Linked DNA regions of Homo sapiens: region 1 is linked to region 2. A link is an interaction called in ENCODE POLR2A ChIA-PET data of the cell type or tissue named here. Cell type or tissue: GM12878. All regions are shown on one strand. Links, peaks and the distances in the headings refer to the core of each region. The heading gives the core; the rest is flanking DNA.

Region 1 (8,341 bases), core at 231-8,230, 770 kb before region 2:
CAACATAGAAAGGAGCAGAGATTGTGTCAGTGAGTGACGTCACTGCAGGAACATAGACAGAAGGAGAACATTACAGGATCAGTGCAGAATCCTGGAGAACACACATAACAGAATGTGCAGAGGAAAACCATCTTTTGAAGAAGACCCAGGAAGAATGGTAGAGAGGTACCACGGGATAGAAAGAGATGAATAAAGATAAAAAATGAAAAGTATACCTTTGGATTTGACATTTAAGAAGTCACTGTCCACCTTGATGGAGAGCTGTTTTAGTGAAGTGGTGGAGGCAGAGATAACAGAATAAACAGAGCAAGTGGAAGAGCCCAGGAAAGGGAATGCGTGGCTGCTGGAAGAGACTAAGTGCTCACAGCGCATGGCTACAGGCTGAAGGACTCAGTTCAGGGGGAGAGGCTGAAAGTCTAAGGGGGAAGAGGTAAAGATGGCCTGAGATCTCAAAAGAGGTGGGCCAAAGGGTCAGGAGTACAGATGAAGGGACTGACCTCGAAGAAGAGGGGAGTCCACAATCCTCGGATATTAGAAGGAAAGTACAGTAGCTCCCCTTTGTCCATGGGGGATGCATTCCAGGATCCCCAGTGGATGCCTGAAATCATGGATAGAACCAAGCCCTATCTACCTATACTATGTTTTTTCCTATACATATGTACCGATGATAAAGTTTAATTTCTAAATTAGGCACAGTAAGAGATTAACAATGATACCCAATAATAAAATAGAGCAAGTGAATGTGGTCTCTATTTCTCATAACTATCTTAGTGTACTGTACTATGGGAAACTGCAATCACAGAAATGAAACTGGGTAAGTGGGGGCTACAGGAAAGATAAATCTGGCTATAGTAAGTTCATAATGAATAGTATTGGGATTTGGAGGCAATAGACCAAATTGCATCAATGTTTCTAGAAAATAGTTGGCAACGTCTCTTTGTTGAGAATGAGATGACAGGTAAATGGTCTGAGGACATGGATCTTGAAATTCTTGGTTTCTGGCAAGCAATCCCCCCAAATTAAAGTAGTCTAAGTCTGTTTTAAGGTAAACAAACAAACAAGGCAGTTTGTACCAAGATAGAAAAGAGCATTTATAAGTTTTACCCCTAAGAGTAGAACTTCAGAGTATCAAAAAATACTATTATAAGCAAAAGATCTGGAAGATGTCTTTTCTTAAAATGATCTCAGGCTTTGGGTGTCAACATTTCCAAAGGTGTACGTGTAGTTTAATTAAGCAAAACTATTACCAACCATCTTTTTTTTTTTTTTTTTTTTTTTTTTGAGATGGAGTCTCGCTCTGTTGCCAGGCTGGAGTGCAGTGGCGTGATCTCAGCTTACTGCAACCTCCGACTTCCTGGTTCAAGTAATTCTGCTGCCTCAGTCTCCTGAGTAGCTGGGATTACAGGCACATGCCACCATGCCCAGCTATTTTTTGTATTTTTAGTAGAGATGGGGTTTCACCATGTTGGCCAGGATGGTCTCGATCTCTTGACCTTGTGATCTGCCCGCCTCGGCCTCCCAAAGTGCTGGGATTACAGGCGTGAGCCACCATGCCTGGCCCTACCCACCATCTTAGAAAGCTTCTTGAATTGCTCCAATTCAAAGGTCCTTCCTACCATGGATAAACTACTGAAAATGAAAAAGAGGCAGACATTTGAGAGTAAAGGCAAGAAGGAAGGGAGAATGGGTTGGCAGTGGCACCTGCCACTGAGACTTCCTAGCTGCCTCTTAAAACAGTAGTTATGCCATCCCACTGTGATCTCCTGAACGCTTTTCCATCTAGGGTTTTAGCCAATTCAGAAATGGAGTGGAGTGACTTTATACTTGGAAAGTATCCCAGTAATGCCAAAGGAGCAAGATTCATTAGAAACCCGATGCGATGGAAAACACCTGGAAAAGCAGCTTTTATGTTCCCCAGACAGCCTTTGTGATCTCAAAAACTCTAAGACTGCTCTGCGGTTTGTCTATTCTGTTAACAGGAACAAGATCCAGGCCATTTCTGGAACTTGAAAGGATTTTAGAACCAATGCTATCTGCACTGAAGTCAGTCAGGACAGAGATGGTTTCAAAGGCATCAGATGCCTACTAACTGGAACACTCATCTCTGTATCCTCGGGGCATAGGATGTAGTAAGCAGTCAATAAATGTGAAATAAATCAATAAACCAATACATTAGTGAAAAGCTTTCACAACTAGGAGGTAAGGAGGCCAATTAAATGGTGAGAACAGAAATAGTCTATTTCTTCTTTTCCTACCCTAACTGACTCAAAGCAAAGCTGCAAATCACATTCAGCTGCATTTATACTTTTCACAGAAGAAAATCTTTATGAACTCATAAATATGAACTTGTAAGTAAATACTGCATGTTAAGTGGGAGGACTCAGAAATTATGAAACACAAGATGCCTCTTAAATGGGAAAATAGATGGGTATGAACATTTTGAGGACACAAAGCAACAGAAATTGCAGACTTTACATCTGTCTGCCTTCTTTGTCATCCTCCCCTGTGAAGGACAGGACATCATTACTCTCACAGCATGGTGCCTCTCCTCCCAGATGCTCATTCACACAACCCACTTCAGTTTAACCTGCTGGGGCAGTAAGATAAATAGTCATGAGATAACCAAGTCTCGCTTCCTTGAAAATTTTAAAAATTCACCTTGGTTGCAGGTCTGTTTTAGTCCTAATATATATTTCTATTACTCACAATTTTACTTCTTTTATAATAAAAGAAGCCCTGAGGTATCATGATCTTACTGGACACATTTTATTTTATTTTACTTATTTATTTTTTGAGACAGAGTTTCACTCCTGTCGCCCAGACTGGAGTGCGGTGGTGAGATCTCGGCTCACTCCAGTCTCCGCCTCCTGGGTTCAAGTGATTCTTGTATCTCAGACACGCAAGTAGCTGGGATTACAGGCATGCACCACCACACCCGACTAATTTTTAGTAGAGACAGGGTTTTACCACATTGGCCAGGTTGGTCTTGAGCTCCTGACCTCAAGCGATCCACCCGCCTCGGCCTCCCAAAGTGCTGGGACTACAGGCGTGAGCCACCATGCCTGGCCTGAACACATTTTATATTACGCAGCAGCACAAGGTAATATTTGTCTAAAAATAACTTTAATAATAAAGCTTCCAAAGGTGAGGAATAGTTTTTTTTATTAGTATGTACCACGTGACATTTTTCTGAACTGTTAAAAAATAACTTGATCCTGAAAACATCAAATCTGATTGTGTCCATCTGACTAGCAATATCTCGGGAAGGAAATCAACCTTTGAGACTTCTTTCTACTCTTAAGAACGCTAAGATCAAGATAAATATACGCTATTCACTTGAATGCAAGCCATCAAGGAAAGGAAGGGAATATATTTGCCAGTCTACAAAGTGTTTAGTGTGCAGCTTTTTAATTACTGCATTTACGGTACTAGCCATAATATATTCACTATCACAAATGCTCTACAAAGTCATTAATCCTCAACAAATACATTAATGCTTCCCTCCTCTCCTACAAGTTCTTACTATGCTGATGTGGGGCAAAAATGCCAAGAATTCTCTCCAAAGTAAACATTTCATGCCAACAGCCACTAGTTCTACAATGCTCATTTCACTATTTTAAGATATGTAATAGCTCTGCTTAAGCATTTCCTGCTGTTGACCTAAAAGATAAGTTTGTACACAAAAAATTTTTAAATGGCTTTACTTAAAGCAACAATTTTTAATAGAAAGGTGATGTAAGCTATCTAAAAGGTTGCTTATGCTCTTCCAAAATAATATATTCTATAATTCAATAATTATAATTCTCTGCATCATTCTGCAGTTATAGTACAATATAATTTCTGCTTTTTAAAATCTCCAGGAATAGGCCGGGCACGCTGGCTCACACCTATAATCCTAGCACTTTGGGAGGCCAAGGCAGGCAGATTACCTGAGGTCAGGAGCTCGAGACCAGCCTGGCCAACATGGCGAAACCCCATCTCTACTAAAAATACAAAAATTAGCCAGGCGTGGTGGCGGGCACCTGTAATCTCTTCCACTTGGGAGGCTGGGGCAGGAGAATCGCTTGAACCCGGGAGGCAGAGGTTGCAGTGAGCAGAGATCATGCCACTGCACTCCAGCCTGGGTGACAGAGCGAGACTCTGTCTCAAAAAAAACAATTAAAATTTTTTAAAAAAAATCTCAAAGAATAAGACATTGAGAATGATCACGATTTTCAAAACAGCTGAAGGATTACCCATTTAAGTATCAAAATGGGTTTAATTTCAACCATAGTGGATTAATTTTTTTTTCTAAAAGGTAATGCCTTCTTCAGAGAATCCAGAATATGATTAATCTTTGTTTGGTGACACAGGATCATCAACATGACTATAAATTACTTGCTCTGCTGGAACATGAGAATACTAACTCCAAGGAAAAGGAGTGGCAGCAGTTACTGGGTAGGAGCTGGGTTTCTACCACCACAAAGAGAGCTGGATGGGGAGTTACTACTAAAGCACAGGGTGCAATGAGAATCAAAAGGAAGAGACTGCTGAAGTTCTCACAACAAGGAAAGCACAGATATAAATACACTCTGGAGAGCCCAAGGGGAAATCCAAGTTACAGAGCCAGGTCTGAAGTCAAGAGCTGTGGCCGACTAGAGTCAGGATCTGAGTTGGAGATAAATTGATGGCGAATAGAGGGAGAGGGTGTGAAGTTGGCTTTGTGTGTATCCTGCTGGTAACTGGGTTTAACCTGCCCATTAAAGGCCAGTGGCAAGACAGCTGTTCTCAGAAGCTTCTGAGGCAACAGAGGGCTGTTTATTCCTCTACTCAAAGGCAGATGGCGGCTAGGCTTTGGGGATATGTGTCTGCCTTTCACAGTCTGGCTATCTCCTCTCCTTTGTCCTAAAGAGTTGCATCTCATTTCTGTTATAGTACCAACCTTTCCCTTCTTCAAGTCAGCTATGATTTTGGAATTCAAATAAAATAATGAAGTGTAAGAGAACGAAACTTAAAATACCAAGCTCCAGATAAGATCTGAAGGGCACAGGGCACGGCCTCTGAACACATACTTGGGCTGTTGTGATGCCTTTTTTGTTTATTTCTTGGTTCTTAGGGAATTCAAATAGTGTTCCTTAAGCAGAACTCATTTGAAGTCATTTAGCCAAGCCTAAAAAACCTGCCCGGAGCGTGTTATTTCTAAGTGACCACTGTTATTTAACAAGCACCTCCTTTGGAGAAATTCAATAAGCAGAATCTCCAGAAACACAACAAAACCAATTGCCCTGATGTGAACAATCTAGAAATGTGGGAACAAACTCAGAACCTGAAGAAAGGGAGGACTTTACCATTGCATACATTAAGTGACTGTTGGCAAATCAATTAGCCTTCCAAGCCTCATCTGTAAAATGGGCTAAGGATATCTGCCTTGCAAAGGTATGATTGAGAACAAAAGGAAAGGCTCAGAAGAGATCTACAAATACGAATTACACCTTAATTAAGTGGTAACAAATGTGAATTACACCTTAATTAAGTACATAACCCCCTACAACACACAGATCTTTATTTAGACCTTTTTTTAGACTAGGTCTTGTGCCTAGTAGTTTCTATCCAACTTTCACCACCCCAGATAAGATTCTTTTTCCCAATTATTTCCACAGAACATTCTTCTCGGCTAAAAAATATTTTTTACTTCACTGCTCATATAGCAAGAACAACTACTCCTGAATTTTCAGAGTAAAAAAAACCTAGAATGTAAAAATTCCCCATTATGATTTTCCCATTTTGTTTCTTCTTAACAACTTCCTATCTAAGTTCTTTTCTCTTTCTCCCATTTTTCTTTATAGCATCTTTGTGGATCTTATTTTCTCACTTTAAGTTCAACACTTGCTGTAATGTGATTTAGCAGTTTACAAGGCACCTTCACATATATTACCTTATTTCCCTTAAATTTCTTCTATTCTCTTTGTTTCTTGCCTTACTTTCAGAAATACAAACAGAACTTTCTAAAATCAGCAAAGAAGCAATTTTTCACCTTCCAACTGCCAACATACTAATACACAATACTTGGCAGAGCTGTCCAAAGCAAGTCAGACCACATACAGTATACCTAAATCCTGACACCTCCAACTCTCTTAACAAATAATTTTTTTTCTCCGTGGTAATGGTCTCTTGGAAGTTAAAATATAGTGAGAAATGTGTAAACATACCAATATATTAAAATAAGACAAGTGAATCCCTTTAAGAATCATGAAAAATAATTAACAACAACAACAAAAGAAAAAAACAGCAGGAGGCCCAGTGAGGTGGTTCACACCTGTAATCTCAGCATTACAGTGTGTAATGAATACAATGATACAATGAAGCTAAAGTAGTAGGATCACTTGAGGCCAGCAGTTCAAGACCAGCCTGGGCAATGTAGCAAGACCTCATCTCATCAATTAAGCAGTCAATCAATATGCTAGCAAGTCGGGTGTGATGACACGTGCCTGTAGTCTCAACTACTTGGGAGGCTGAGGCAGGAGGATTGCTTGAGCCCAGGAGTTCAAGGCTACAGTGAGCTATGATGGTGCCACTGCACTTCAGCCTGGGTGACAGAGCAAGACCATCTCTAAACAAACAAACAAAGGAATAAGAGGTTGAAAACATTAGCAGAAAGAAAAAAGAAGGAATAAAGTTGTTATTTTTGCTTCCAGTAAAATTTCCATCATCTTTCTTACCAGAGCTGTTCTTCCCCAAGCTCTGCATTAAATAATCTGGTCATTAAATCTGTGAAAACCACAAGGGATGTGCCCATCTCATTAAAAAAGATGATCATTTGAGCTATGATAATGAGAAAGAGCATCTATTTTTGGTTTTAAGGACAGAAGTACTTCCTGCCTGTTGCTCAGAGCAGCGACACTTCTAGTTAGCTTTAGCACAAAACAGATGCCCCAGCACTCTTTATCATAGTGACAACAGGAACCTGCAAATAGAAAGATTTCGTCTCAGAACTTCTACATACTCTCAATCTATTGATTTATCAACAAAGAACATGAGGCGTCTGAAACAGAAAAATATTAATTCTACCATATGAAGGCAAATATTATTATTATTATTTTTTTTTTTTTTTTTTTGAGATGGAGTCTTGCTCTGTCGCCCAGGCTGGAGTGCAGTGGCACCATCTCGGCTCACTGCCAGCTCCGCCTCCCGGGTTCACGCCATTCTCCTGCCTCAGCCTCCCGAGTAGCTGGGACTACAGGCATCCGCCACCAGTCCCGGCTAATTTTTTGTATTTTTAGTAGAGATGGGGTTTCACCATATTATTGTTTTTTTTAAAAGGATTTTTGTAAACTCTAGATTAGAAATTAGATCAGGCCCAGCATGGTGGCTCATGCCTGTAATCCCAGCACTTTGGGAGGCCGAGGTAAGTGGACCACCTGAGCCCAGGAATTCCAACACAAGCCTGAGAAACATGGCAAAACTCGACTCCACAAAAAATTATCTGGCCACGTGTCTGTAGTCCCAGCTACCTGGGGGGCTGAGGCAGGAGGACTGCTTGAGCCCAGGAGGGCGATGCTGCAATGAGTCATGTTTGTGACAATGCACTCCAGCCTGGGCAACAAGAGTGACACTCTGTCTCCAAAAAAACAAAAGAAATCAGATCAGATTCCCCTATATTCATTCAAACTCTGGAGATACAAAACCTTTAAAATTTGAATTGATTGCCCTTTGACTTTACAATGGTTGAACAAGACCCAAAAATAATTTTACAGTAATCTTTGATACACATTAATAATATATTAAACATAATTTTAATAAATCAGTTGTTATTCCTAAAATTGAAGTACTAATGAAATTTAAGGAGAAAAGTTGAAAGATAATACTCGGCCTTGATTCTGCTGTGGTGTTTACATGTTCAATGATGGAAGCTTCTGGCACATAAAACTTTCTGCATTTTGTAAGAGATACTCTGGGTGATTTGAGCATGGGAATGGAGAAGAACATCAAGGGTCCAACATTATTCATGGAATCTACAGAGATGCCTCAAGGAAGCTCAGTTCCCTATAGAACACAACTGGGACCACTGGATAAAGGGGCTCTTAGAAAAGAATGTTTTCTTCCAGCTTGGACCCAACTCAAGTCAACCTAATAGGAAATCTAAGAAAAACTGACCCAACTGTGATTATGGCTCCAGGCAATGAAGGTCATTATTTTTTGTAATGGTGGAAATATTATGTTACGCTTATAACTGGGTCTGAGGTCAGACTTGGAATGTATACTTTAGAGATAACTGACCTTTTTTCTATTATATTCTCAAACCAACAAAACAGTATCACTTAGTTCATTTTGACAGTGAGAGTAATAATCTCTGAATAAAACT
Region 2 (8,341 bases), core at 36-8,035:
CACAAGAAGTCCTCCCATCTAGACTTCCTAAAGTGCTGGAATTACAGGCATGAGCCACCACGCCCAGCCAGGATTATCTTTTTCCAAGTTTTTTCTATGCATAAAAGATACATAAAAGTCGGGCGTGGTGGCTCACACCTGTAATCTCAGCACTTTGGGAGGCCAAGGCGGGTGGATCACCTGAGATCAGGAGTTCAAGACCAGCCTAACCCCGTCTCTACTAAAAAGACGAAAATTAGCTAGGCATGGTGGCAGGTGCCTGTAATCCCACCTACTCAGGATGCTGAGGCAGAGAGAATTGCTTAAAACCCAGGAGGCGGAGCTTGCAGTGAGCTGAGATTGCACCACTGCACTCCAGCCTAGGCGACAGAGCAAGACTCCGTCACAAAAAAAAAAAAAAAAAAAAGGTACTTCACACATGTACACATACAAACACACAATCGGAATCAGTGTGTATCTACCGTTTTGTATTTTTCTCACTCAGCAACATATTCCATTTTATTATTTATCTGGAGCATCACTTTTTAATGATGCACACAGTATTCCCTTACACAGAGATTCCATAATTTATTTAAGGAATTCTTTCATTGAAGGGCATTTACATATTGCCAGATTGCCATTCCTGAAAGCCTGAACCAATTTAGGTCCCTATCAGCCCTATCAGCAGTATATGAGAATGTCCATGTCCCTGTTCCCTTAACAACATTGCTGACCAAGTGTTTTTTCCTCCTCCACAGAAAAATAATAGGAGATTCTCATTATGACACATGATTTGGAGAAGGGGATTTACTGAGTGAACAACACTTTAAAAATGTGTACTGTTTAATTACCAGAGAATTTTTATGCAGTTTATTTCTACTCAGTGCAAGGTATTAGAAGAGGAATGGTTGTTGTAAAATTTCAGAATAACGTGTCTTTAGTTAAACACTCAACTTCTGCTACGTAGCTCCCTGAGGCCAGAGATAATGCCCTATTTATCATTGCATCTCAAGGATCTCACACATAAAACGCTTTCAATACATGTCTATCAAAGTAATGAATACAAGAATGCTAAATCCATGCCAACCAAATGGTCATGGCTTGGAAATCATTTAAGTTAAAGCAGTTTCCAAAATAAGATGAAAATTGAATCCAACTTTTTTAGTTTAAAAACTTCAGTTCTCCATGTTCATCTTAACTGTTATATATATTTTTGGATACCAGACCCTGACTATACCTGGATGGTAGGAAAACATAAGAGAAAAATAATAGGAAAATATCTCTGTGTGCCATGGAAATATGCTTTGTCTAGCAGTATAATTAGCCAACAGACTAGCAACATTGTCAAATGTCTTGGGCTATTGCACTAGGTTTTTGGTTTATACAATAATATTCATCTCTGTAGTAGTGAGAGAAGATTATTTCAGCAGCCAGCATAGATTGCAATGGAGAAGGCTGGGCACAGTGGCTCACACCTGTAATCCCAGAATTTTGGGAGGCTGAGGCAGGCAGATCACCTGAGGCCAGGAGTTCGAGACCAGCCTGGTCAACATGGTGAAACCCCGTCTCTACTAAAAATACAAAAATTAGCTGGGCGTGGTGGCATGCACCTGTAATCCCAGCTACTTGGGAGGCTGAGGCAGGAGAATTGTTTGAGCCCAGGAGGCAGAGTTTGCAGTGAGCCGAGATCAGGCCACTGCACTCCAGCCCGGGTGACAGAGTGAGATTCCGTCTCAAAAAAATAAAAATAAAAAACAATGGAGAAAGTCCCAAAGCACTGGCTTCACGTTCTCAGGCTGCCTGAGAGGCAGTGAGAGGCTCCAACTTCTCCAAGTCAGCCTCAACCACGTGCCAGATCAAGAATGGTGCTGTGTCTTCCAGCAAATGACAGACGAGCACAATTCCAGGAATTCCTTTTTCGGCAGATTTGTAATAAGCTCCACAATTGGTGTTCTATAGCAAGACATATTTTTAGATTCAACTTTCAACTCTGGTCACCCAGAGCTGGGGCTCTGGACATTGTCCTCTGCATCCTCTTTCCCCGGGATTGCTCAAATTGCAGAGGAGGGGGTCATGACCCCTATAGGGTCACAGAGAGCAAAACAGCCAAGAATCAAGTGGAGTTTTCTTGAAGCTGCTGGGAAGGGAAATTGTCTTCTGTCAGTGGCCTCATTGCCATCAAAACTGCTTTCCCCATTGCTGCTCCATCTATCAGTCATGACAGTTGCTTCTGGTTTAAAACGTACTAAGTGTGAGGCACCATCTAGGTGCTTTACTTTCCAGTTCTTGCTCACATTTTTCACATCGTGCACACAGGAAATGATACTATTTGTGCACCCAGTACACAACCAAGGCTGCTTGTGGCAGGAGGCCACTGGCTGAGGGTCTGGAAAGCCCCAAGCCTCACCCAGTTACTCTGTGGGCCGAGAAATATACTATCACAACACATAGATAATCTATCTGTGACATGCCATTGGAAAACTGCTTTATAGGGATTATCTCACTTAATAAATGCAACTGTGTGGGTTACGTGACTCATATTTATAAATGAGTCACAGAAAGGCTAAGCACCTTGCCTATGGTCACATAGGTAGTTAGGCATCCAAACTGTAGTGTAGACTGTAATGGATGTTTCAGTCTGTATTTGGATGTTACCTGTAGCATACCCACTAAGATTCCATTGACTAAAGAAAATTATATGTATTACTTGTTCACAAATATTAATATTTATTCTTTTCCCACCCTTGCAATGCTTACCTGTAAGATGGAAAAAAACTTCCACTGACTTTGAGAGTTATTACAGCATAAGCTGACCTATACACAAGGTCTATCTGCCTCCCCTGTCCAGGTACTTTCCGTTTTGCTGTATTGCCTCTCATCTCCAGCCCTTCAAGGAGTTCTACCCATCCGTCTGTTTTCCTGGTATTTTAATTTTTCATATTCATGGTAAAAATAGTAGAACTTCTCTTTTCTTTTACCTGTAAAAGAAAGATGAAAATACTTCCATCTTACAGGTAAGCACTGCAAGGGTGAGAAAGGAATAAATACTTGTGAACGAATAATACATATAATTTGCTTTAGTCAATGGAATGTTAGTGGGTATGCTACAGGTAACATCCAAATACAGGCTCTAAATGCACTGACATGATATTGCTTGACTTCGTGGGCTCCCACCATCAGCGGCAAGAATGTGCCCTAGACAGAGGTACCAGAATGAAGATCTGTGCAGCAAAAGTGAAGAGGTGAAAAGTGCTTGCAGAGCCAAGCAAAGCTACAGCCAACCCACAGATCTGGGAGTAAGAAGTATTGTTGTAAACCATTGACTTTGAGAGTTATTACAGCATAAGCTGACTAATACACTAGGTCTGTCTGCCTCCCCGGTCCAGGTACTTCCCATTTTGCTGTATTCCTTCTCATCCCCGGTCCTTCAAGGAGATCTACCCATCAGTCTGTTTTCCTGGTATTTTAATTTTTTACGTTCATGATAAAAATAGTTGAACTTTTCTTTTTGTCTTTTTTAATTTTTTTAATAAAAAACTTTATTTACTTAGAAGCATTGAGAAGGTCAACAAAGGAGCTGCAACTGTTTTTTCAATTACAAAATGGTATTCAATTAACAGAACAAAAATGGTTTTCCACAAGCTGCGTCAGAGACAGCTGAAGATGAAAAAAACAACCATCCCCATATATAACTAATTTGTGCTGTGGACCAACAAGAACTTACTCTAAATTTCCATGGCAATTTACAACCCCCATACTGTACCGGGAAAGGTTAGTGGATACTGAAAATGCCACCAGGTCAGGACTATCTAAAGACACATTTAGTAGTGTGTTAACTATACAAAAAAAATACACTGTACAGTTTAAAAACAAATCTTACACAGCCTTACTTTTCTATTTTTTTTTTCTTTAAAAGGTGTGAGTTGTGTACAGGGGGATTAAACGCTTTATAGACAAGAAAAGAAACTGCACTAGAACCAACTTAGTCACCATTGTTTTCTTCTTCATCTTTACCTCCTCATTTTCTTCCTCCTCCTCATCCTCTTCATCTTCCTCCTCTTCCTTCTTTTCCTTGCTTTGTTCAGCCTTGATGGCTCCCTTTTTTGCTGCATCAGGCTTTCCTATAGCTCAACACGCAGAAATACCCTTTCCTATTTTTCCTTCATTCAGCTTCACAGCCTTCTTTTCTTTCTTTCTTTTTTTTTTTTTTTTTTTTTTTTTGAGACTGAGTCTTGCTGTATCGCCCAGGCTGAAGTGCAGTGGCGCGATCTTGGCTCACTGCAACCTCCACCTCCCAGGTTCAAGCAACTCTCCTGCCTCAGCCTCCCAAGTAGCTGGGATTATAGGCACCTGCCACCACGCCTGGCTAATTTTTGTATTTTTAGCAGAGACGGGGTTTCACCATGTTGGCCACCCGCCTCAGCCTCCCAAAATGCTGGGATTACAGGTATGAGCTACTGCACCCAGCCACACAGCCTTCTTTTCATAAGGCTCCTTGTCATCTGCAGCAGTGTTATTCCACATCTCTCCCAGTTTCTTCACAACATCACAGTGTATAGGCTGGGATGTTCTCCTTTATTTTTTGGGCAATACTCAGAACAGGACAAGAAAAAAGCCAAATGAGGCCTCTTGGGGGCACTGGGATCCTTGAACTTCTTTTTTGTCTTCCTTTAGGAGGTATATAGGTTTTCTTATTTTTTTCTTTCTTTTTTTTTCTGTTTGTTTGCTTTTTGGTTTATAATAAGTTTTTTTTTCTTTTTTTTAAAAAAACTTTTAAGTCCAGGGATACACATGCAGGTTTGTTATATAGGTGAACCTGTGTCGTGGGTATTTGTTGTATGAATTAAAATCTCAACATCACTGATCATTAGAGAAATGCATATTAAAACCACAGTGAGATACTATCTCACAACAGTCGGAATAGCTATTAATAAAAAGTCGAAAAATAGGCTGGACATGGTGGCTCACGCCTGTAATCCCAGCACTTTGGGAGGCCGAGGTGGGCAGATCATTTGAGGTCAGGGGTTTGAGACTGGCCTGGCCAACATTGTGAAACTGTGTCTCTACTAAAAATATAAAAATTAACTGGGCATGGTAGTGGGCGCCTGTAATCCCAGCTACTCCAGAGGCTGAGGCAGGAGAATGGCTTGAACCTGGGAGGTGAAGGTTGCAGTGAGCCAAGATCAAGCCAACTGCACTCCAGCCTGGGTGACAAGAGAGAGACTCTGTCTCAAAAAAAAAGAAAAAAGTAAAAAAATAATAGTTGCTGGCAAGGTCACAGAGAAAAAGGAATGCTTGCACACTGTTGGTGGAAGTGTAAATTCATTCAACCATTGTGGAAAGCAGTGTGATGATTCCTCAAAGACCTAAAACGGAAACACCATTTGACCCAGCAATCTCATCACTGAGTATATACCCAAAGGAATATAAATCATTCTATCATAAAGACACGTGCACATTTGTGTTCATCAAGGCACTCTTCACAATAGCAAAGACATGAAATCAACCTAAATGTCCATCAATGGTAGAGTGGATAAAGAAAAGGTGGTACATATACACCATGGAATACTATGCAGCCATAAAAAAGAATGAGCTTATGTTCTTTCAGGAAGATGGATGGATATAGGCTTTCATTTCTCTTTCATAATGGCCTTGCCTGCTTTTGCCGTGTCTTCAACTTTTCCTTTCTTTTTAGCAGACGTGTTATTTCACCTCTCTGAGCATGTCTTAGAATATTCTGAGAAGCTGACTGAAGCATCTGTGTGCTTCATCTTGGGCTCCTCTCAACAAGTTTGCACAGGGAGGGAATATTATGACATTTTTACTCTCGGCTTCTTAGCATCTGTTTGGCCCATGTTTATTTATTTTTCCTCAGCAAAGCACAGAGTCCCCAGTGCCCATCCAGTTCTCATTTTCCCCAACGCTGTCTTTATGGAGCTCAATGTACTGCAATGGCTCTCGTCCTTTTTTTTAGTTGTGATACAAGGCCCTCAGAAGATCCCAACATGAAAGTAATAAGAATTATCCCCTGCAATTGAACAATAATGTATACACTTTCCAGAACCCATTCACTGTGTTAGCATAGACAGGACATTCCTTCCACAAGATTCCTGCCACAAGACTACTCAATGCCTGTTTACAGAATGGAATAATCAATCAATATTCACTTTGCTTAGGAGAAAACAAAAGACTCAGAGATTAATGATGATAACCATGGTGATCTTTAGGTTTGTTGTTTAGCCATGGGCCCAGTTCTATGCTAAATGGTGCCATTTAATCCCTACAACTATCCTGAGAGGGAGGTGTTCCAGAGACCACCAGTTGTGCCCCAATAACCATTCTCCCTGTCTTGCTTTAGTAACAGAAACCTAGAACTAGACACACACTACCAGTAAATACTACATTTCCCATGCTCCTTTGCAGTTAGGTGTGGCCATGTAGCTAAGGTGGATTTGAATACTTCCAAGCCATGCCCTTAAAGGAAAAGCAGTGTGTCTTTTCTTTTCCCTTTCCTTCTTCCCTCTGTCTGGAATCAGACATCATGGCAGTAACTGAAACTGCCATTTTAACATGAGAGGGAAGCCAAGTAGTGCAGAGGATGAATAAAAAACAACATAGAAGCTAGGTTCCTGACACCGTGGAACCACTATACTAGCCCTGGACCACCTACCTAACTTTTACATGAAAGAGAACTAAAACTGTATCTTTTTATGTCACTCTATTTTGAGGTCTCTTTCTCTTTCTCTCTCTTTTAACAGCAACCTAATTTTATCCTAACTAACGCCATAGGTATTACCACCTTTTTCAGATGGGGAAGTCGAAGTTCAGATTGCTTAACTTACCAGAAGTTCTCACAATGTGTAGGCAGGAGAGCCAGGACTTGGATCATGGTCTGATTGATGCCCCAAACCTGTGTCTTCCCCATTGTGCTCACCAGCCTCCAAGGTCAGGCCTTAAACCAGCTGCTCAATTTTCTCCTGCCTCCATTGCTAAGGTTTCAATTACAAACGTCATGTTACAGAACATAACATTCTCTTTCCCATGAGGAAGATCTGGTAGATCTGAAGAAGATTCAGATCATGCCAGAGATCTTCAGAAAAATAGTCAACAACTTCCACAGCCAGGATGTTGCAAGAGAATGAATGAAACAGTCTACATCACGTGCAGACTAAAGTGAGGTGAGGTTCCCCAGTGATCTTTTGGATATTCAGTAAGAAAATATTAGAACTTCTACTTGTGTTTACACTTTTAGGCTTAAAAGTCAAAAATCTAACTTGAGTAACCTGAAAAATGTGTGGATTGACATTTTTGCATTCAGTCCCTCTGTCAGAGATTCATGTGTCCAAAAGGCTCTCCCAAGGAAAGGGCAGGGGCATCTGCAGCCTTCTTCACATGATTGTTTGCTGGAGGCATATTGAAACAGTGCAATTTAGATTGTGCCCCAGTTTAATAGGTTAAGAATTATGTTTTGCAGGGCCGGGCACAGTGGCTCACGTCTGCAACCCCAGCACTTTGTCAGGCTGAGGCTGGCAGATCACTTGAGCCCAGGAGTTTGAGACCAGCCTGGGCAACATGGCGAAACCCGATCTCTACAAAAAATAAAAAATTAATTGGGTATAGTGGCATGTGCCTGTAATCCCAGCAACTCAGGATGCTGAGGCAGTAAGATTGATTGAGCCCAGGAGGATGATGCTGCAGTGAGCCATGACTGAGCCATTTTACTCCAGCCTGTGTGACTGAGACCCTGTCTCAAAAATAAAATAAAATAAAAAATAAGAATTGTGTTTAGCAGTTTTAACTGAACTAGAAAAGTAGAAATGTTACTTAAGAGGAGAAACCACAAATGAATATCATAATAATGAAGTGATGTGGTTTGGAGTTGTGTCCCCGCCCACCAAGAGGGGCTTGGTGGGAGGTGATTGGATCATGGGGGCGGATTTCCCCCTTGCTGTTCTCATGATAGTGAGTTCTCATGACATCTGGTTGTTTAAAAGTGTGTAGCACCTCCCCCTTCCTTCTCTTCCTCCTGCTCTGGCCATATGAGAAGTGCCTGCTTCCCCTTCACTTTCTGCCATGATTGTCAAGTTCCCTGAGGCCTCCCCAGGCATGCTTCCTGTAGAACCTGCAAAACCACACACGAATTAAACCTCTTTTTAAATAAATTACCCTGTTTATGTATTTCTTTATAGCAGTTCCAGAACAGACTAATACATGAAGCAAATGCAATTTGAAAATGGTAGAATTCGGCAGGGAGCGGTGGTTCACACCTGTAATCCCAGCACTTTGGGAGGCTGAGGGGGGCAGATCACCTGAGGTCAGGAGTTCAAGACCAGCCTGGCTAACATGGAGAAATCCCATCTCT

Evidence for each region. ChIA-PET counts read pairs that join two places held together with the same protein. Peaks named below come from ENCODE experiments on the same cell type or tissue, not always from the same donor. Only the 100,000 strongest peaks of a DNase experiment are listed, where the experiment ranks them.
Region 1: POLR2A ChIA-PET joins it to region 2 with 5 read pairs; 1 of 35 experiments calls an interaction of 5 or more read pairs at or near these places.

The regions. Positions count from the first base shown.
Region 1 is chr4:41,067,534-41,075,874 of GRCh38, forward strand. The region is part of intron 3 of APBB2 (amyloid beta precursor protein binding family B member 2); the gene reads right to left. Among named protein-coding and RNA genes, the nearest start is that of APBB2, 140 kb to the right of the region's middle. RefSeq lists an enhancer at 2,246-2,796. In GM12878, for the core only: no CTCF peak of the experiment used is centred there; a DNase peak (open chromatin) is centred at 4,598; H3K27ac peaks cover 1,526 bases.
Region 2 is chr4:41,838,117-41,846,457 of GRCh38, forward strand. It overlaps the pseudogene HMGB1P28. Among named protein-coding and RNA genes, the nearest start is that of LINC00682, 40 kb to the right of the region's middle. In GM12878, for the core only: no CTCF peak of the experiment used is centred there; a DNase peak (open chromatin) is centred at 2,285.